Regions from separate parts of the Mus musculus genome. Here regions 1, 3 and 4 are each linked to region 2. The links are chromatin loops, found by intact Hi-C in ENCODE. Cell type or tissue: left cerebral cortex. All regions are shown on one strand. Region 1 overlaps L3mbtl4 (L3MBTL4 histone methyl-lysine binding protein). Region 2 overlaps L3mbtl4 (L3MBTL4 histone methyl-lysine binding protein). Region 3 holds the start of Tmem200c (transmembrane protein 200C). Region 4 overlaps L3mbtl4 (L3MBTL4 histone methyl-lysine binding protein).

Region 1 (5,000 bases), 120 kb before region 2:
AGTAGAATTCTGCAGGGAGTCCCCCTGTAGTCTGGCTCCCCACACCTCTGCAGACCCAACTCTGCATTGTGCAAGTGTTACAGCCAAAGTAGTTGATAATGCTGATTTGGGTCCTCCCAAGGACTCTCATGTCTGTGAAGGAGCAGAAGGCACCCTCTCTGTGATCTGTGGTAAGAAAGCCTACATGAGGTATCCAAAGATTTCACTTTGCATCCTAGCTGCCTAAGATGGGGCAAGTTGTCCCGTGTTTCTGAGCCTCAGTTTCCACATTTATAAACCATGGATATTATCCCTGCCTTGTAGGGTTGTTGTGAGAATGGAGTAAGGTTCAGTGAAGTTAGACCTTGGAGCCATTATGCCCCTATAGATTTCTCAATGATGAACCATTCACAGGATTTGGCTTGGCTATCTCCCTAGTGAACAAGCATTTGAAATTGAGACATAAGTAAATATACCCTTGATAAATTGCAGTGGCTTATATTTTAAAATACTACCAAATACATCATTTGATTTATCTTAAAATAATTTACAAAAACCCCATTGACATTATATGAGACAGGCAACCTTCTATTTTAAAATTTTGTATGAAAGATCTAAGATTTCACCAACACAAACTGCAGAGGGATGCTGTAAGAGGGTTTCATTTAATTCATAGTGCTGTAAACATTATAAAATTAAGGGTACAATCCCCTAACGTGTCTGAAAACAGGTAAGCAGAGTTGAAATTGTTCTTTTTCCTCATCTTCTTTACAAAATGACCAGGCTATAACACTGAGCCCCAGAGGTTGTGATATCCAGCATCTCACACTGGCCATCAGATACTTGCTGCTTAAGCTCAAATCCTCTCTTTATAGGTCACATGCCTGTTCTAGGAGAATGTAAATAAGTCCTGACAACACAGAGATACTCAGGGAACCTAAGAAAAACTAAATACATTGAGCTGTTAAAGTAGTCTACAGGTTGTATGCGTATTGGTCCATAATACATAGTGGCCTGTACAATGTTTTGAAAATGGTGTTTACTGAGTGCACAGACCAACCAGGTAGACATGTGGTACGTTCATGTCACAGATTGACCACTAGGTGTCAAGTGCTCAAACAGTCACTCCGTGTCACAGACCAAGGAACTGAGTCCTAGGCATGAAACAGGTGTCTCTGCATGGATTTTCCTCTCCTTGACCCCCTGCCTGCACCAGAGGCAGCTCCTCACTCGGTAGGCTGAACACCATAACAGAAGGGCCAAAGATGGGGCCGAAAGTCAAACTCTTTCCGGTTTTTGTTTTGTTGATGCTGTTTCTATTAAGAAAACCAAGAGATACCTAACGAATGAGTGGAATGCACTTCTGCTGTGGCAAACATGTTCACAGAAGCTATAGATAAAAAATATGCGACTTAACCTATAAGCCTTTCAGACTTCTAGGCAGATTTGGTAGCCAAGTTGTTTGCTTCTCTGCTCTGTCAGGACCGAGGCACGGGCCTGTCAGTGTGGTTGACATGAAAACCATCAAGTGCAGTAAGAGAAACACGTGTGCAAAGCAAATGATTATAAGTTTATAAGAATCATAAGTATATGCAGATAAATTAATTATCTCAAGTTCCCTGCCTAAATTAATTAAGTCGGTAATTAGCAACCGTGGGGAAGTCTCATTTTCAAAACTTCTGCATTTGCTTTGCAGCAGGAACCTTGGTTTTTAATGAAGAACCGACAATGAAAGAGGCACAAAATTAGTCCACACTGGGTGCTGCAACATCCCAAAAGTTAATGAATTCTCTGACATTCAGCAATGCAACTTAGTCACTTATACACTTATCTGAGCACAGCCACAGTGCTGTGATCTTCTGATTGAAATAATAGGAGCCAGACTTTGAAATAATGCTTATTATTTACCTATGTCCCACACTGTTCCCCACTGTCTCAGGTGCTTACTCCTCAAAGCCCGAAGAGATCATCCTCCAGGAGGAGTGGATGGAAAGACTTTTAAGTTTCACTATTCAAAGTCAGAGTTTCTGAACAAAGGTTCCTGCTTCCTTTAAATGTTAAGCCGAGGAAATGTTCTAATGAGACTGTGCAGAGAAACACCTGATAATTCGCTGTCATTTACCCCGAGGTTTCTATTTAAATTTGTGCTGCTGTCATGATTTATTCTTACCTCACAGGATAATGAATCCAGATTTTATTTCTGTTCTTTGCCAGACTTGTACAGCAGGCAAAGTGTTTGAAAATCAAAGGAAAAGAAGATATTGACTTGGATAATCTCTTCAGAGGTAAAAACAAAAACAAAAACAAAACAAAACAAACCCCCCCCAAAAGACACAAAAAGCAACAGTAGCAAAGTCACAGAGCCAGCTTTTGCTTTTTGTTGTGGACAATGTCCTATGTGTCTGTTGGGATTCATCATAGTGGTAGGGAATGTAGCCAAGAACCTGACTCAAAGTCAAGAGACTCTTAGACTCAGGGCCTGCTATCTACCCCCAAGTAACAGGTTCTGTTACTTCAAAGCCCCTTTCTTAGTTTTCTTATTTTTAAAGGTGAAAAGGTCCCTATCATCTCTGCAGTCCTGTTCATGTCAGGGAAGATCCAGTCTTGTGGAGATCAGCGTTTACTGTGGGCTCTCTACATCTACAGTGGCCACATAATACAGCCAGGAAAGTCACTGTGGTTAACCAATGGGACAGCCGATAAGTGGGCATTATTGGTAGGTCAGGCAGAAAGTTACTGGGTAGAAAGCTTAATTGCTGAGATGAGGTGTTTGTTGGGATCGAGAAAAGGAAGAGAGACATCCTGTTTTCACCCAGGTGTTTCCTTCCTCTGACTTTCCAATGCAGACACAATGGGAGGCCTGGCTCTGTGGTGACCAGCTAAGGTCTTCCTTCAGTTTGCCCTGTCCTCATACTGATATTTAAATCTGGCCAGATGAACACGTTGATCGTTTACAATCAGAATGCTATGTCTTCAGCCACTGTGGCCCTTAAATTCTTAGATCACCAAACATGGTAGGAGATCTGTTGACGAATTTTCTGCTGAATTGGGAAGGAAATTAACACAACTCGAGAGTCCTGTAGCAGTCCCACCACAGTGTCACGATTGAGTTCTCTTAGGATTAAAAAAGGGCCAGACAATCACTGAGCACAGGGTTGTGGTGGCCAAGAGCAAAACTACTCTCTTTGGATGGGGCAAGGCTCGGCCTGGGTTTGAAAGAGCTCTAAGTTTCCATCCAAGTCACAAAGAGACAGGGTCTTTTCCTGAGGAAATAGGGGGCAATTAAGGTACTTGGCTTTCATGGTGCAGCTACACGTTTCTCAGAAGAATCTCTGTACAATACAACCAGAGCTCAGCTTTGCTCTAAATAAGTAATGGATATTTTAGAAACTGCTCCAAATGTTCTCCTCCACTGCACCAAGCCTTCATTCTGTAAGCAGCATGTTTTGGAACGACATAAGAAACCTTAAAAAAAAAAGTGTTGGTGTTTTAATTCATATTTTGACACTTTTGAAATTTTCTGCAGAGAGTAATTATGTCCATGTTCCTGTTAAAACAGATACACAGTTTTGTGCTTCACATAGTAAAAGTAGTAATGAGGATCATCCTGACCAAAATAGAAAACATCGCTAGCAAGAAGCATTTGCATAAAATGGAAAAGATGAGTCTCTTGCAGCTTGCTCGGTGTGCATTCCTCCTCCTCCTCTTCCTCTCCCTCCTCTTCCTCCTCCTCCTCTTCCCCCTCCTTCTCTTCCTCTTCCTCATCCCGTTCTTCCTCCTGCTCCTCCTCTTCTCTGCATCATTTGTAAGAGGTTTATACCATTTTTTTTTTCTTTCCTGCACCCATTGAACTCTCTAGCTCAACCCTGTTCATTTCCTCTCAGGTGAGGCCTACAGTGCATTCAGGCATCAGTGTCATAGGATGTGTGAGGAACCTTTGTTTTGTGCAAAGCACACAGTTGTCTAGGAGCTTTGGGAAAATGCATCCTGGGACTTATTCTACTGCAGGAAAATGAACTGGCCATACACGGTACCTGTGTGGTAGCCTGTTGTGTCTTTCTGATGGCATCGCCTGTATTCCTCATTACACTTAATTTCATTTGCTGTGTTTCTAACCTCTCTGAGAACAAACAGTAGAACTAAGTGTTGCTATTATGCAATTAAGAAACTACTTAATACCCTCTTCTTGATAAGCCTGTATAGTATGAACTTCATTCTCAATTCCTCATCTGTTATTTTATATTGATGAGTAGATTTTAATCGGTGACATATTCATTAGTGGGTTTGGAGGGGGTTGGTTTGTGTTTGAGGAAAATGAACTATGTCCTTATTTAATCTGTGAAGGTAAGTTATAAGATCTGTATTTTTTTATAAATTGTGTACAGCATTTATTTAAAAAAAAGCTAATGCTTTTCATATCACAGATGTGTCTTAAAATTTCACTAGTGACCACCTTCCCCAAGCATTTTATTTGCAATAAATATGATTGTCACCTAATTAGGGCTCTTTCCAAAGCTCCTGTTTTGTTGTTCACTCTAATTTTTAAAGATTTGTATAATTTGGAGCATCTTTCAGATAATATTATATAAAAATGAAATCGGTGACAGAATATAAATTGCTTTCTAATAACACATATTTGTTGAAGGATTCAAGGTCATTTTACAAGGATATATGCATGTAAAATTGATGGGTGGTAAGGGAGAGTCTGTCTTACCAGTCTGTACCAAGTGCTACACCAGAAGCATGACAGGAGGCAATGCTTCTTTGTGCCACCTTAAGCAGGACCACACAGGAGCATGAAGGTGATGGTCACAAATGTGTCCTTTCTCCAGGATGGAGTTGGGTGTCTGGTACTTTTCAAGCTTGTATGTTTGCCATGTGAATGATCCATACAGGACAGAGCTCTTACAGTGTGTGACACTCATGTCAACTTGCTTGGGCATGCACGTCTTTATATCTCAGAGAGGGAGAGCTACAGCATGGGTCCTCAGTACCTCAGACCTGCCGGAGCCTCCACCTTG
Region 2 (5,000 bases):
CATATTCATTTTCTGTTTTGCTAATTACATCTTATTTCTTCACTTTGTATCCTAATATCTGCCCCCTCCTACCAGTCCCCCCTTAAACAGATCCTCCCATTCTCCCCTCCACTTCTCTTTGGAGAAGGGGGAAACCCCCTGGGTGTCACACACCCTCTGCCATGCACATCAAATCACTTCAGGACTAGGCGCATCTTCTCTCACTGAAGCTAGACAAGGGTCCTCAGGGGAGTGGGGTGCATAGGCAGGCAACAGACTGAGGGTCAGCCTCTGTGATGGTTGGAATATGCTTGGCCCAGAGGATTGCACTATTAGGAGGTATGACCTTGTTAGAGAAAGTATGACCCTGTGGGCTGGGCTTTTGAGACTCTCCTCCTAGCCACATAGGAGACAGTCTGTTCCTGGCTTCCTTAGGGTGAAGATGTAGAACTCTCAGCTCCTCCTTCACCATGCCTGCCTGGAGGCTGCCATGTTCCCTCCTTGATGATCATGGACTGAACCTCTGAACCTGTAAGCCAGCTCCAATTAAATGTTGTCCTTATAAGAGTTGCCTTAGTCATGGAGTCTCTTTACAGCAACAGAAACCCTAAGACAGTCCCCACTCCAGTTGTTTGGTGACCTGCATGAAGAGCAACTTGTACACCTGCTATATATGTACATGGGGAGGGGGGTAGGTCCACTCCATGCTTGATCTTTTGTTGGTGGTTCAGTCTCTGGGAGCCCCAGACGGTCCAGGTTAACTGACTGTAGAGTCTCTGTCTTCTTCGGGTCCCTCAGTCTTTCCTTCAGCTCCTCCACAAGACTCCTCAAGCTCCCTCTAATGTTTGGCTGTGGGTCTCTGCATCTGTTTCTATTAGTTAGTGGGTGGAGCCTCTTAGATTACAGTTATGCTAGACTCCTATCTGCAAGCCTAACAGAATATCATTAAGAGTGTCAGAGATTGGTTCTTACCCATAGGATAGGTCTCAATTTGGGCCAGTCATTGGTTGATCATTCCCTCAGTCTCTACTCAATCTTTATACTGGCACATCTAGTAGATAAGACACATTACATTTTGAGTGGGTTGCTGTTCTTATCCCTCCACTGGGAGTCCTGCCTGGCTACAGAAAGTGGCCACTTTAGTATTCATGTCCCCTACTGCTAGGAGTCTCAGTTAGCGTTGCCCCCATAGACATTGTGGGGTGTTCCCCCACCCCAGGTCTCTGGCAAGTCCTAGAGATGCCAGCCACCCCCACTTATGATTTCTGTTCTCTCTGCCCTGTGTTCCCTATACCTGATCCCCTACTCCCTTCCCTCTCGTCTCTCCCTCCCAGACCCCTCTTTCCATTTACTTCCAATATCTATTTTATTCCCACTTCTGAGTGAGATTCAAGCATCTCTTGGGCCCTCCTTATTATTTGGTTTCTTTGGGTCTGTGGATTGTAGCATGGTCATCCTGTACTTTATGGCTAATATCCACTCAGAAGTGAGTACATACCACACATGTCCTTTCGGGTCTGGGTTACTTCACTCATGATGACATTTTCTAGTTCCATCCATTTGCCTGCAAAAGTCATGCTGTCCTTGTCTTTCAAAGCCAAGTAATACTCCACTGTATAATATTCATGTTCTTTTTATACCATACCATCAAAATCCCGGACATACTATAGCACATCTCATTGCACTCCACACTGTAAATGTTCTAAAGCCACGTGACTACTGTGTCAGGCAGGACCCAGCTTTTGATTCTCTTGGTAGCCCCGTGGAAAAACCTATAAAACCGCATGGACTTTCTGTCCTTCACCAGTCACATTTATATGAAACAACTACAATGAAGTAACCTGTGGTGAGGGGGAGATTGACAGCTACAACTTTGAGGCACCGCCTAGCCTAGGGGGACACAGCGTTTGCATCGTTTGCATTCTACACAGGAACAGCCTGAGGAATGTCTGAGTCACTTCAATGGGCAAGCAGGAAACAGCCTAGGCTGAGTACTCACCCCACTAATGACCATGCTTACCAAGCACGCTCTCCCACACAGGCACCGCCATTGTCTTGAGGATCATGTTTGTGTCTCTCTTGCTCTCTTTTCCACTTTGGTGCCAAGCAACAAAGCAAGCAGAGAAATGGAAGAGAAGGTGGACTAGCAAATGTGAACCACAGGCCACCTTCAGAGGGAGAAGGCAGCCCAGCCTGCCACCTCTCCCCGCCAGCAGCAGTTCCCAAGGGAGCAGGGCACCATAAACAGCAACTCTTAGTTATTGTCACAGAGACGGGAGCCAGGGACTCTCACAGATTATATGCTGGATGGGAAATGCATGTAATTGTATTTTAGAGCCAATTGCAACTTTAGGGTTTTGGGGTTTTTTTTTTCTTTTTTCTTTTAATTTCCTCTTTGTGGAGCACAGAACATCCTAGGATTGGTCCCTCTTTCACTGACGAGATGGTTACTTGTGAAGTGGGTCTCTGTTTCAGGGAATTAAAAATAGCCCGAGACCCAGCCATGCCTTCACCACTTATGACTCACTTGCTTCAGATTTGCTGTGTGAAGCTTTTGTGAAGCAACAGCCATATTTTTAAATGAACATTTCCATAAAGAACTTCTCTTCCTCCTGTGGGAGTAGAGCAGAAGTGGGAAGGGTAATCGAGAGGGGCTGAGGAGAAAGTGGGGACCTACTTTCAAGCTATTTTCAGATGAATTAAAATCCTTGGACTCTATATTTTCTTTCTTTCTTTCTTTCTTTTTAAGATAAGCAGTCTTCAAAGTTGGGACTAAAACATACTATGCTCTGTGTCACAAGCCTGTGGAGCCTCCCACAAGAGGGTCCCCATGTCACATGCCACCCACAACTGGCCAGTACAGCCATCCCTTGGATTCCTAGGAATAAAAGACCCCTGGATTACAGTTTTCTGAGATTCTGTCTCTCCCAGAGCAATAGTTGTTATCTCTGTAGGATACCTAATGTCTCCACATCCTTCTGTAGAAAGTGCCTCTCTGCATGGTTCCGTAGCGCCGAGAATACAGCCAAGTCTTTGGCTCTCTGGTCCAGGGCCCGTTTGGCTCCTGAGGTGAGATATGGAGTTGAATGGGTTAGCCTGGGAACCTTGAGAGTGTTCCAGATCTTTGAGTGACTTTACAAAATCATCAAACACATCATTATAAATATTTTTAAAACTGAATACCAACTTGAAAAGGAAAGGGAAGATGCAAAGAGTTTTTCCAAATTTTTCCAGAAACAGCCACTGACTGGGATGACAATGGGGATTGGGCTCACTGCTTCCTTAAAGGGAAGGCTTCATAAAAGCAGAGATAGTTTTGATTGTTGTCCCTTCCCTGCTGGCGTTCAAGGCTAAGCCAGGATCATGCATTTCAGTTTCTGGGACAGAGGGCATTCTGGTTAATTAGAATGTTGAGACCTCTTGCAGAAGGCTTCTTTCACAGGCTGAAATCCCCTGGTTTCCTGGGGAGCTGGTAGGAGCAGCTACTGTATGAGACTGTGTCACTGGAATGCAGCCCAGGTCTCAGCCATGATTGCTGGAAACATCCAGGGTGCCCTACCCCTTGGATGAAGCAGACAAATGAGCCTTTCAGCTGTCTTCATGGTAATGCCCAAAGTCACACTAGATAGAACGGTTGGCTGCTTTTGCATTGAGGAGGACAGGGCTATACATGTGCTGATTAATGACAGATCAATTCTGAACATTGCATGAGTTAGTAACCTCATCATTGGGCACTCATCCCAGAGTGTACGGACCTTTTCTAGATGAGCTAGCCTTACTAGACATCTAAGCTGTGTTGTAGAACCTGATATACTCTGAGCTATACGTATAAACTCTTTAGATTATTGTAGACACATGGAAACTCAGGAGAATTCACTAATGGATCATACAAAAAAACACAATAAAAACAGTAGGCAATCGGAACTTTTTAGCTCCATGAGATTCTTGTGTGGTCATGGTAGAATATCTGGCCCATTGGCGACAGACGTGCAGGTATAAGCAACCTGACTGTTTGTATTCTCAACAATGCCTTATGATCTTTCAAATGCTAAGAGATGGCTATGGAGTCCCTGTTGTGAGGGAAGCAGCCTTGGCTCAGGAAAAAGTAAAAATCAGTATGTTCACATCTTGAAAACAAGTTTTAAGTGGACTTCTCCACTCCCCCCCCAAAAAAGTTTAACTTTATGCACAAAATTTAAGATAATGCACATTAAGCTGGCTTTGAGAGTCTGTCAAGGGTCCCATGATCCCCAAAACCATAGTCCAAGTGCATTTTAGTAGTGTCAGGACGGTTGCCATCCATCCATTCTAGTTTGCCTGGGGAAAAAAAATGTCCCGTTCTACCTTGACGGCAGCTGCTACCATGTTTCTTTCCACGTTGAGGACGACCACACTGTCGTTCCCAAGATCAAATAGGTGTGAAAAACTCCAAACATCTTTCACAGTTCTGAATGTGAAAGGGTTTCAGCCTTGAGGGGATTAAAGCAGCCAAATGGCTTTGGGACATTATGTGTCTCCATATTTACTATCACAACTACATCATGCCTTATTGCAATAACATGAAGCCTGACATGAACCTAGTATTCGTTGTACACCTATAGCTGTTCTCATCACAGTAGCTCAAAGGGGCATAATTCTATTATCACCCCATTTAGGGATTAAAAACCCAGGATACATAGGAATTAGTAATAAGATAAACTATTTTAAAAGTTCTCCTATTATGATGCAAACTTGATAGTAGCAAGGAAAAATGATATTTGTGTTTGACCTGTAACAGATCCGGCAAACATCCTTCAGAACTTGAGGTTATACATCAACAAACACAGCTCTATCCCAGTAGAAATGCTGGACTCTGGGTAATGACTATCCACCCCATAGGTTGAAGGCATTTCCCCACTGTAAAAAAAAGGAAGGCCTTGAAGCCATTGGCATTAAGGGTCAGTGTGTAGTTGAAGTAATGTAGTTGCCACAGATCTGCCTGGGAAACCAAGAGTTAAAACCTCTTTTTAGGGGGATTAAGA
Region 3 (5,000 bases), 78 kb after region 2:
CAGAAACACAGGCAGTCCAGCCAGGCCCATGCATATCAAATGATCGTACAATGAGTGGCTGATTGTATTATATAAGGCCTCTTTTGAAGTTAAAACATAATTACATTTCCCCTCTTCCATTTCCTCCCTCCAGCCCACCTCTCTCTCTCTCTCTCTCTCTCTCTCTCTCAAATAAATTCATGGTCTCTCTTTTTTTTTTCATTGTTGATATATATTCTTCTTCTTCCCCTAACTACATAAATTCGACCTTCTCAGACTCTATGTTACTTGCATGTGTATGTTTTGAGGCTGATCACTCTTCACTGGGAAAGTGACTATCTCTTCTCAGTTAACATTTCTTAGTTGACTGCTATTTGTCTAGGGTTGCAGAGAACATATGGTCCTGGTCCTAACTGAAACATCTACAGCACAAACACTGTACCTAAGGCTCAGGGAATAGTGTGAAGGTGGGACGGGGGATTGTAAGAGAAAGTTTGCTGAGCGATTGCATTCCTAGAGATAAAATCCTTTCAAAAGAGTTAGCTGAAAGTTAGTAAAATAGGCATGGGGTGTGGCTAGATCTGTGGGTACCAAGAACTTTGTAACTGCTTCACAGAATATCTTGGCATAGCTGGGAAGGTTCTGAGAATCTTGTATGATAGTGTATTGCAGAGGTAGTAATAATAATAATAATAATAATAATAATGATAAACCTCCACTGAAAACAGATAGGTGTTTGATTTCCTCTGATATCCTGAGCTAGAAACAAAGAAAATAACTGTTACAGAGAGCAGTTCAAAGTACCCAAGGAGCTCAGTTTGGAAGGAAGTCTTTGAATAATAAACCATAAATATTATTACAGTCGTCAATGTAAGAAGCAGCTAGCTATATCCCACAGTCCCCGTGCATGTCCAGTTTCTCTAGATAGCGGCTTCTCTTCTCCTAACCCATAGAAAGAGTTTCTAATGTGCACCTGGTGGCTATAATTTGTGCACAAAGTGAAACTATTAATGGTTTAATCCACCCCAAATCTTAATGTAATTCTTTAGTAGAATTCCTGTGTGTATGTAGCCCTGTAGGACAGAGAGTAGGATTTGCCATTTGGTCCCTTGGCAGACAGCTCTGTAATGAAATGAGGCTTCGGGTCCAGCCTTTGTACAAAACACCAGATAGTTATCAGGGATTTAAGAAATGCAGGGATTCTGAGCCAAAAGGGTTTTAACAAACCACTGAAGGAGTTGGGTTACTTTTCCTTTGCAATGATTTCCGTAAAAGGAGACGTTCCATTGTGGGGCGGGAAGGGTTTCCTCTGCAGCCTTTTGTTTTCTAACATTTGACAGCTGAGCTAAGATAAGGGGAAGGAGTTCAGGTTGAAACTTCAATCAGAGGCCACCTTTCAAACATGCAGGTGATGGCCACCTTTAGGATTCACATACTCTCTGTCCCCTTCCATCGCCCAACCACCTCTATCCCCACCTCATTAATTATCATGTATGCTTGGCTTCTCTAATGTTCTCTTGTTTGATATATGCTCAAGATACTGTGTGCCTTTAGAAAAACCTTGTGGCTAGATCTGTGGGTACCAGAGTCATCCTGCTAAATTCTTGAACAGTAAGCAGCACCCACCACAGTCGCCATTACAAGACCCTTGCCTGGATGCCTAATTTTCGGGAGCCTTGATTTTATCTGCCTTTCTCTTCCTCTCTGCCTGAATCCTAGCCACGTCATTTTAATAACTAATTGAAACCTGTCTAACTTTCTTAACACTCAGTGGGGAAATTCCATTTGAAAATTCTTTTCCCTGTCATTTCTACTATGTGCTTGAGAGAGAATGAAAATATGAAGATAAAAAATAGGATTTCTCTCTCCCTCGTGTGTGTGTGTGTGTGTGTGTGTGTGTGTGTGTGTGTGTGTGTTCTTCTCTGCTTTTCAAATGACATAGAGAGTTTGAGTAACCTCCCTACCCCCATTTCTCCTCTTTGAAGCTAACCCTGATTGCCATTCCCTAAGAACGTGTTTCTTTTTGAAGGCTTGGGTTACCCCAGAGGGTAGAGGGAGGGAACTGTAGGGCCTGCCTAAGCATCTTTCAGCCCATTCTAACCTCAGAAGAGACTCAAAGGCCCATATTCCAGGGAGCCCTTGAGGTCCCTTAAGGCCAGTTACACAGCCCAGTTCTGCTCAAGTGTGATAGCATTTGACAGAGGTTTATGTGAGTCCGGTGGTGAGAGCACCTAGTTTGTGAGCCCGCTCCGCTCCGCTCCGGCCCGTCCTGGCTTGGTTCGTTGGGGGGGGGGGGGCACTTACTGTGTTCTTGGGGCATCCACGCTGCAAACTCTCAAGTGTAGGTGGGGTAGGGGGCGAGGCTGTGTGCACTGTAATAAGAAAAAGGGAGAGCAGAGAGGATGGGAGCCTGAGGGACCAGAGACCTGAAGAATAATCCCTGTCTTCAGGGACAGCATCACTCAGATCCTGATGGGGAACTCCCTGGGAGGGGCTGGCGTTTCTCTGGATCCTCTTGGGTTAGGTGCTCAGACAGGTAGTTGGGGAAAGAGAACCAAGCTGTCAGCTGAGGCTGAAGGCGTTTCAGCTGCGTTCAGAACCTTGCCTTACACGATCGCGCCCCGACCTGGTTCAAGCACGCGGTGCAGGTGTCGCCTCCCCTGGTGCCCCTCTTGGGAAGGGGGACAAGTCGCTGTCGAAGGGACGGACGGCAGGCTGGAGAGGAGGCGGGGGAGGGGCTGGGGGTAGAGGGGGCGGGGCGGGGGGCGGGTGCCCCCCTGAGAGCCAAGCCGGGCCGGGTACCTACTGCCATCCTGCCGCAATTTCCCTGTGTCATGGCTCCGGTCTCTTAGCAACAGCCGCCAGTCCGGCCGCCCGGAGCAGCCGCCGCGGGCTCAACTCCACCCGGCGGAGCCCGGCGCGCCGCAGCCACACAAAAGAGGCGCAGGGCTGGAGAGCGCGCGGCCGCAGGGTCGGCAGTGTGCGCAGCGGGAGGGGACCGTGGCAACAGGGAAGGCGCGCCCGAGGGAAGAAGGGCTCCAGGCGGCGCGCGGGATGCGGAGGACCTGACACTTCTTGGAAACTCTTGGAAATGGCTTCCGCCACCGCGCCTGAGGGGACTGCGAGCCCCTGGCGCAGGTTCGTCCCCACCGGGCTGTCCAGCCGCTCTCGCTCCCGGGGCTCCGGGGCGCTGTCCCTGCGCTCCGCCGTCGGCTCGGGCTGAAAAGTTTCTCCATGGTTCTTTGTGTCTCCCGAGCTGCCCCGGTCTCCCTGGGTAAGTGAGCGATTATTGTTTGCTTAGAGTGCCTCCATTTTGAGCATTTCTGTCAATCCCCGGCCTCCGAGCGCCCTTCACTAGCCCTCCTGTCCCCGAGCCCAGGCCCCTTGGCCGGTGTTCTGAGTCAGGTGTTCTCCTGGGCGTGCTACCAGGACTGCGCTGCCCAGAAAAGGCGAGTTGGGGATTGCCTTCACTTCACTTGAGGCGGACTCGTAGCTGCTGCACTCATGTGACTAGACCAAAGCAAGGGCAAGAGACTCGCGGCCCTGAGGGCCAGGGGCCGGGGGTCGAGGACCTGGGTTGGGTGCAGGGCACAGCATCGCTCACAATCTGGGGCCCTAAGTCTTTGATGCTGGGTTCTATCCATCATGAGCAGAGAACTTGATTCTCTCTCTTGGAAGCAGTTGTATTTTTAGACATCCCTCATTTGATTTCCCCATCCTCCATTCCTTAACCAAGGCAGGACTCGCGCCAGGCAGCCAGTTGCAAAGGCAGACAGATCCACTGCTAAGTTTGTTTTCCTTCCTTTGGTCTAAGGAAAGCTTGGGGGGGGGGGGCTTTTCTGTGTCACCTGACCTCTGTCAGTATTCTGTGTCAGATCGTGATATGCTGAAAAGGAGTTCGTCTTTCAAGAGAGCTGGAAGAATAATAAACTAGGGAATAATTAGAAGCTATTAAACTAATTTTAAACATCTTCTGTAAACCTTGTTAAAATCTATTCCAACTTTTCTTATATTCTGCTGGATGTAAAGCTGGCTTGCAGAAGAGGAATGCAGAAAGGTGCCTCTTTCATGACATCCAGCTCCCGGGGGGCATCTCTCTTCAGAGAGCCACCCTGGCTGCTGAAGCTGGCTTTGTTTCTAAAATGCCTAGACCTTAAAGTCTCTTGAAGCCAATCTAGACTTCAAGACTATTAAAGACCTGGAGCCTACAGTTCAACTAAAGCAGCAAATTTTATGTTGCGACATACAATAAGTATAAACATGTGGGGCGAGTATATTTGGTGTTTATACTTACTCTCCTGTGTATTTGTACGTACTCTCCTGTATCTCCAAATATACTTCTCCGGTATATTTGGTGTTTATACTTACTGGTAGAGGACCTTTTAAAAACCAGATTTTAAAGGTTTGCAGATGTGGTCTCACTGTTGACACCTCCCTAAAACATTTAGGATTTCTTTACTGAATTCCAACCAAGTTCCAAAGAGATATTGTTCTTTGCAAACAATAAAAAACCTGACTGCCATTTGCTTGCCCATGTGGAGAAAAGATCATAACCAGATTGATATACCAGAAGGAATCAAGGGTCATAGCTCCTCACTTAAGCACCAATTAAAAGCGAAATTCTACCCAAATAACTTACATTTTCAAATCTATTCTACTACATGGACTGCCTTGCAAAGTGTGTGTGTGTGTGTGTGTGTGTGTGTGTGTCCAAAGGCCTGTGATGGTCATCTTTAAGAGCAACATAATGCCCTTAATTTTTAGCATCTCTGTTATAGAAGGGAACATAGAGAATGCACTCTGAAGACCCAGCAGGACTGGACTTTTAACATTTGATAGATAACCACATATGGGCATCAGTTCTTATTCCTGCTTAAACTGTATAGTCAACAACCCAAAGAGCTCCCCAGAGCTAAGCCATGGTTGCTGCCTCCTCTCTCTCACCCCACCCCTCACCCCCACCCCTAAAATGACCTCCTGAGAAAGGATGGAGAAAACAGCTTTTCTTTGTGGAAATGCCT
Region 4 (5,000 bases), 270 kb before region 2:
CCAGTGTACTACCACAGCTGTATCTCCACAACTTTTTTTTTTTCCAATTTTTATTAGGCATTTACTTCATTTACATTTCAAATGCTATCCCGAAAGTCTCCTATACCCTCCTTCCCGCTCCCATTACCCACCCTCTCTCACTTCTGGCCCTGGTGTTTCCCCTGTACTAAGGCATATAAAGTTTGCTAGACCAAAGGGCCTCTCTTCCCAGTGATGGCCGACTAGGCCATCTTCTGCTACATATGCAGCTAGAGATATGAGCTCTGGGGGTACTGGTTAGTTCATATTGTTGTTCCACCTATAGGGTTGCAGACCCCTTCAGTTCCTTGGGTACTTTCTCTAGCTCCTCCATTGGGGGCCCTGTGTTCCATCCAATAGCTGACTGTGAGCATCCACTTCTGTGTTTGCCAGGCACTGGTATAGCCTCACAAGAGACAGCTGTATCAGGGTTCTTTCAGCAAAATCTTGCTGGCATATACAATAGTCTTCACAACTTTTTAAATAAGTTTTTGTCTCTGCTCTATGGTTAATGAGGAAAGACCTTAAGGAACATCAACATAGTTTCAGAGAGTTAAAGTCAGAGCCAAGTTGTATGTGTGTGTGTGTGTGTGTGTGTGTGTTTTAATTTATTTTTTTATATATACACTTTGACTTTAGCTGGCAACAGGGATAAGCTTTTGGGACCCTGTCACTGCTTCAGGGATGCATGGTATGCAGCCAGATTCAAGGTCACATTCTTTCAGTTCACTCTACTCTTCGGCTGACTGTCTGGTTTTCATTCGAAGACACTCTGCTTGGTCAACTTGGTCTCTCCAGGAGGTCAGTGGTGAGGTTTTACTTGCCATGATTGGATATTAAGGTGACATTTTATTCCCTTATGTTGATGTCTGGACTTATTAATTACCATGGTTACTCTCTAATAAATATTTATGATAGATTCACTGCTTCTTGTTCAATTTGGAGCCAGCCATTATGTTTAGTAATTATTCTTTTGTTTGGCTGCACGCTGCACTCTGCTGTATCCAAAAACCCATTACTGTCATCTTATCAGGAAATGCACATTAAACTACAGTAGATGGATGGGTACTTTAAGGAAGTTTAGACTATATTCGGGTGCAAAGAATATTCATCTATGAGAAAATACAAAGGGGGGATTTAAAACAGAGTACTATTTGATAAATATTTGCCCTGTGGGAACTGAAGCTAAGCTGTGAAATAAATTATAAATGAATTCCAAATAGATGTTTTAGGAAGTTCTCCTGAATCATTAATAAATTGAGTCTCCTCAGCAAGCCTTTTCATATTTAATACATTAACTGGATGTATTTGCAGTCTTTCTAAGTGAAATAAAGACACCCTGATCAAGGAAACTTATGGCAAGTTGTCCACTTTCATGATTAGAAATTATTTTGGAACTTAGATTAGACTAATAAGTCGAAAATCTTTTGCGTCCATGAATCTTTAGGTGAATTAACATAAAGAAGTCAGAATATAAGTGAGCAAGTGTTCTCTTGATTGACAGTTGCCTTGTATGTGGCCTCTGGAGTCCTGGTTTAACTGTCAAGTAGGGATTCATATCTAGGCTAGATCATCATCCCACTTGCCAAAGTTTCTTGCTGGGATACATTTCTGGAAATGGTTTTGAGAAATGAGGATAGAAGAAGATATTGATTTTTAAAAATGACTGTTCTTTGAGTTGTAAACTAGTAATTAATGGGCATTATTGTGTCACAGTAATTGATGACTACCTTCATTTGGGAAGAAGACTGTGACACTTTTAAAAAGTATCCAGACCAATTAATGAGAAGATCATTTTTAAAGCTGGTGAAACTATAAATGACCATCAGCCATAATGTCCAGAAAAGCTGAAGTAGGTAGAGTGTCATACCTGGAGAAGACGGACACATTAGTGGAATTGCAAGCATCATAAACAGCAGTTATTAAAATATGATGCTTACCTCTGCAGGAGTCCAGGGCTGCCCTTCACATCATGTACAGCCCCTGCAGTCACCTGTAATGTGCGTGAAGCTGAGGGAGCAGGTATAGGGAGTTTAAATAACAATTGCATATGGTACAGGACACTGGTGCCCTGGTTCTGTAGCCCCAGTTTTTAACCTAGGGGCAACGCCTTTGCTGTGAAGTACCAGCAAGTGGCTATTTCTTACTTGTGACCCTGGGCTAAACCATGTGTTCAGTGCTCATAGACAATATCCAAAGGGATGGATAATCCTTCAACTGGGTTCTACAAAATACTCCCGTGTAATAACATATTCTTATACGTTTTGCTTGAGCTACTTTTAGCTTGTGGCATGACAAAAACAGATGGCAGCAGCCTCCTGTTTGGCCTGTGGGTTATAATCCACCCACGCCTGTCTTGATAGACAATCGTGTTGACGGGAAGATAAGATGAAGGGACTGTCATCTGCAGTGAAGGTAGCTTTACATCCCTGCACCATTTTTTTTTCTGTTTGATTATTGAACCAAATCACACCTATTTTTTTGCTTTCAATATAGTTTTAAATGTTTTTCAGTAAAAATGAGTTGTAAGACATGATGTCTGCTATGTCATTAATAACACAATTGTAAAAAGAAATGTATTTTTCTGATACAAAACTGTTCTTATCCACAATTGGCTTTTCAGTGTAAATACAGCCTGGCTCCCAAAATGATGAGCAGTGGTTCACACTGTGGGCTCACCTATCAACCAGAACTGTATTCTTCCCTGTAAACGTAGGGAGAGAGTTACGTTCCCAACTTTTATTCAGGTTATCCTACTTAGAACAGAAACAAAGGCCAGACAGCCAAATGCATGACTGCAGTGGAGAGGAACTGTCAAGCCTCCCCAGGAGCTCCCTCATGCACCCAACTCGCTCTGGGTTACCAGCTATCCTGGGAGACCAAGCAAGTGTCTGGCATGACTATTTGGCTGGAGGCCTCATCTGAGTCATAAGGCTAGCTAGACTAGAAATAGAACAGTTCACAGCTTCTGTGCAGTGCACTGTCTGTGTAGAAACTTCTTAAGTAAAACAATGGTGTTGCAGCTCTCCTCCTAGGCTCATGTGGTTCCAAGAGCATCTCAGGACAGCTACAGATTATGCCCCTGCAAAGTGGACGTGCAGTGCATCTGCATAGAAATGCTTGATGCTGTTTGTGTTTGGGGCTAGTGGTTGCTTGAATAAGGACCTCATTTTATTCTAACTATTACTAAAGTAGTAAGTCAGGCTGTCTATACTCCATATTGATATTTCATTCAAAATTGTGTTTACCCAAAAGTAAGACCCTTGATCTGCCGGCAGCAAAGCTTTTCATTCCTTACCCACAAGGCAGCCCACTTTATGATAACTGCAATCCTGCATAGCACATAGAGGGTTTTCTGAACTTAGCGTTAGAGATTTGCATAGTCCCCATTATTCTGTTGGGCTTCTAGAAGTGTGATTTCCATCCAGTGCCGTTCTGACCTTTCCAATGCCCTTGCTAATACTGACACTTAACTCATTATGCTGAACATCATCTCTTCTTCTTACATCCTGCTCTATAGCACTCTATTCTTACACTGGAGGGCCATTCTCTCAAAAATAAATAATTGAACAAAATCACTCCAAAATTGGCTAGGCACAATTGCCAACTTCCCTGGCCCATTCAAAAACAGATACCATTTCTTGTAATATAAGAAAGAGTGATAGACACAGGCCGAGTTTATTCTTTGACAACGATAGTACATGATGTATTTCCAAGGTGTAGTTATACTATGTTCCTGTTGTTACTGTAACAAATTTATACAACTTTAGTGCCTTAAAAGAGCTCAGATTTATAATATTATATTGCATTAGGCCAGAAATCTTTTGTGGTCGAAGCAACCATGAGTAGGGTCAGCTCCTTTTGGAAGCTCAGGAAAAGACTCTTTTTCCAAGTTCTAGTGTCTACCTTATTCATGGGCTTATAGCCTGTTTCTTTATATGCAAGGCTTGTAGTTCACTGATGTCTTCAGACACTCCTCCCTACCCACAATCAGCATTGTGATTTCTATGGACTGCCCGGATCATACAGGGTAATTCTTCCTTTGAGCCTTTATTTAATCACCCTTAAGGATTCTTCTTGCTGTGCAAAGTAACATTTTCACAGAATCCAGGGCATTAGGATGGGGACATCTCTGAAAAGTAATATGTCTTCGTCTCTTAAGGCAGAAAAGGCTTATTCTGGCTTAAAGTTCATGGGAGCTTGAATCATGGAGTTTGAATTCACGGTGGCAGGAGTTTAAAGCAGCTGGTCATATTGCCTTTGCAACGAGGAACAGAGAGTGATGCATGCCTGCTGCTACTGCTACTCTGAGCCCGTTCTCTACATCCAGGATCCCACCCAGGAATTCTTTCCGTGTAATGACTGAAATAAAGGTGATTCCGCAAAGGCATACACAAAGACCCATCCCCTGTGTGGTTCTAAAGTCTAGCAAGTTGATAGTCAACTCTTAGCCACTATAGCTCTACTCATGTCTGTCTCTCACCCAAATGAATCACCTTTAAGCCATTACCTTCTACCCTTTGTTCGCATAGGCTTATGATCATCTTACAGTAATATAAAGTCTATTTGGTCCAATATCACAATTCCTATTGCCAGCAACATTTCTAATAATCTTAAAAGTCTAGACTCTTAGGCTGAGCTTGGAAGCACATGCCTATAACCCCCATCTCTTTACATGGTAAACAGATGTAGGTGAGCACGTCTGTGAGTTATAGGCTGGTCTGATCAACAAAGAAAATTTTAGGCCAGCCATGGCTGCCTAGTGAGACTTCATCTAAAAAAAAAACACAGGTTTTAACTGTGACTTCCTACAATGTCAAAACCAAGCTATATATGTTCAACCCATAACAAATGGCATAGAATAAATGTTCTTAGAATAAAAAGATATTTCCAAACATAATAAGGAATGACTATGGGGGAGTCCAACATAAACACCAAATTCTTCAGCATGAGGTCTTACATCTGGGGCTCATGATGAAATC

The links. Peaks named below come from ENCODE experiments on the same cell type or tissue, not always from the same donor. Only the 100,000 strongest peaks of a DNase experiment are listed, where the experiment ranks them.
Region 1: a loop joins it to region 2, with 10 times the contacts of the local background. A loop is called at or near these places in 3 of 42 quality-filtered maps.
Region 3: it touches region 2 in a loop (5-fold over the local background); 4 of 42 quality-filtered maps call a loop at or near these places.
Region 4: it touches region 2 in a loop (7-fold over the local background); 2 of 42 quality-filtered maps call a loop at or near these places.

The regions. Positions count from the first base shown.
Region 1 is chr17:68,639,306-68,644,305 of GRCm38, forward strand. It overlaps L3mbtl4 (L3MBTL4 histone methyl-lysine binding protein), which reads left to right. Exons shown (of 21, transcript NM_177278.5): 16 at 2,194-2,264. Among named protein-coding and RNA genes, the nearest start is that of Tmem200c, 200 kb to the right of the region's middle. In left cerebral cortex, a CTCF peak has its summit at 1,064; DNase peaks (open chromatin) are centred at 2,054 and 3,410.
Region 2 is chr17:68,756,651-68,761,650 of GRCm38, forward strand. The region is part of intron 18 of L3mbtl4 (L3MBTL4 histone methyl-lysine binding protein); the gene reads left to right. Among named protein-coding and RNA genes, the nearest start is that of Tmem200c, 78 kb to the right of the region's middle. In left cerebral cortex, no CTCF peak of the experiment used is centred here; DNase peaks (open chromatin) are centred at 1,986 and 2,495; H3K27ac peaks cover 1,124 bases.
Region 3 is chr17:68,834,281-68,839,280 of GRCm38, forward strand. Tmem200c (transmembrane protein 200C) reads left to right here and starts at 2,856. Exons shown (of 2, transcript NM_001206661.1): 1 at 2,856-3,253. In left cerebral cortex, CTCF peaks have their summits at 2,644 and 2,852; DNase peaks (open chromatin) are centred at 2,631, 2,945, 3,474, 3,675 and 2 more places; H3K4me3 peaks cover 2,658 bases; H3K27ac peaks cover 2,527 bases.
Region 4 is chr17:68,489,498-68,494,497 of GRCm38, forward strand. All of the region lies in intron 12 of L3mbtl4 (L3MBTL4 histone methyl-lysine binding protein), which reads left to right. Among named protein-coding and RNA genes, the nearest start is that of L3mbtl4, 220 kb to the left of the region's middle. In left cerebral cortex, no CTCF peak of the experiment used is centred here; DNase peaks (open chromatin) are centred at 2,330 and 2,944.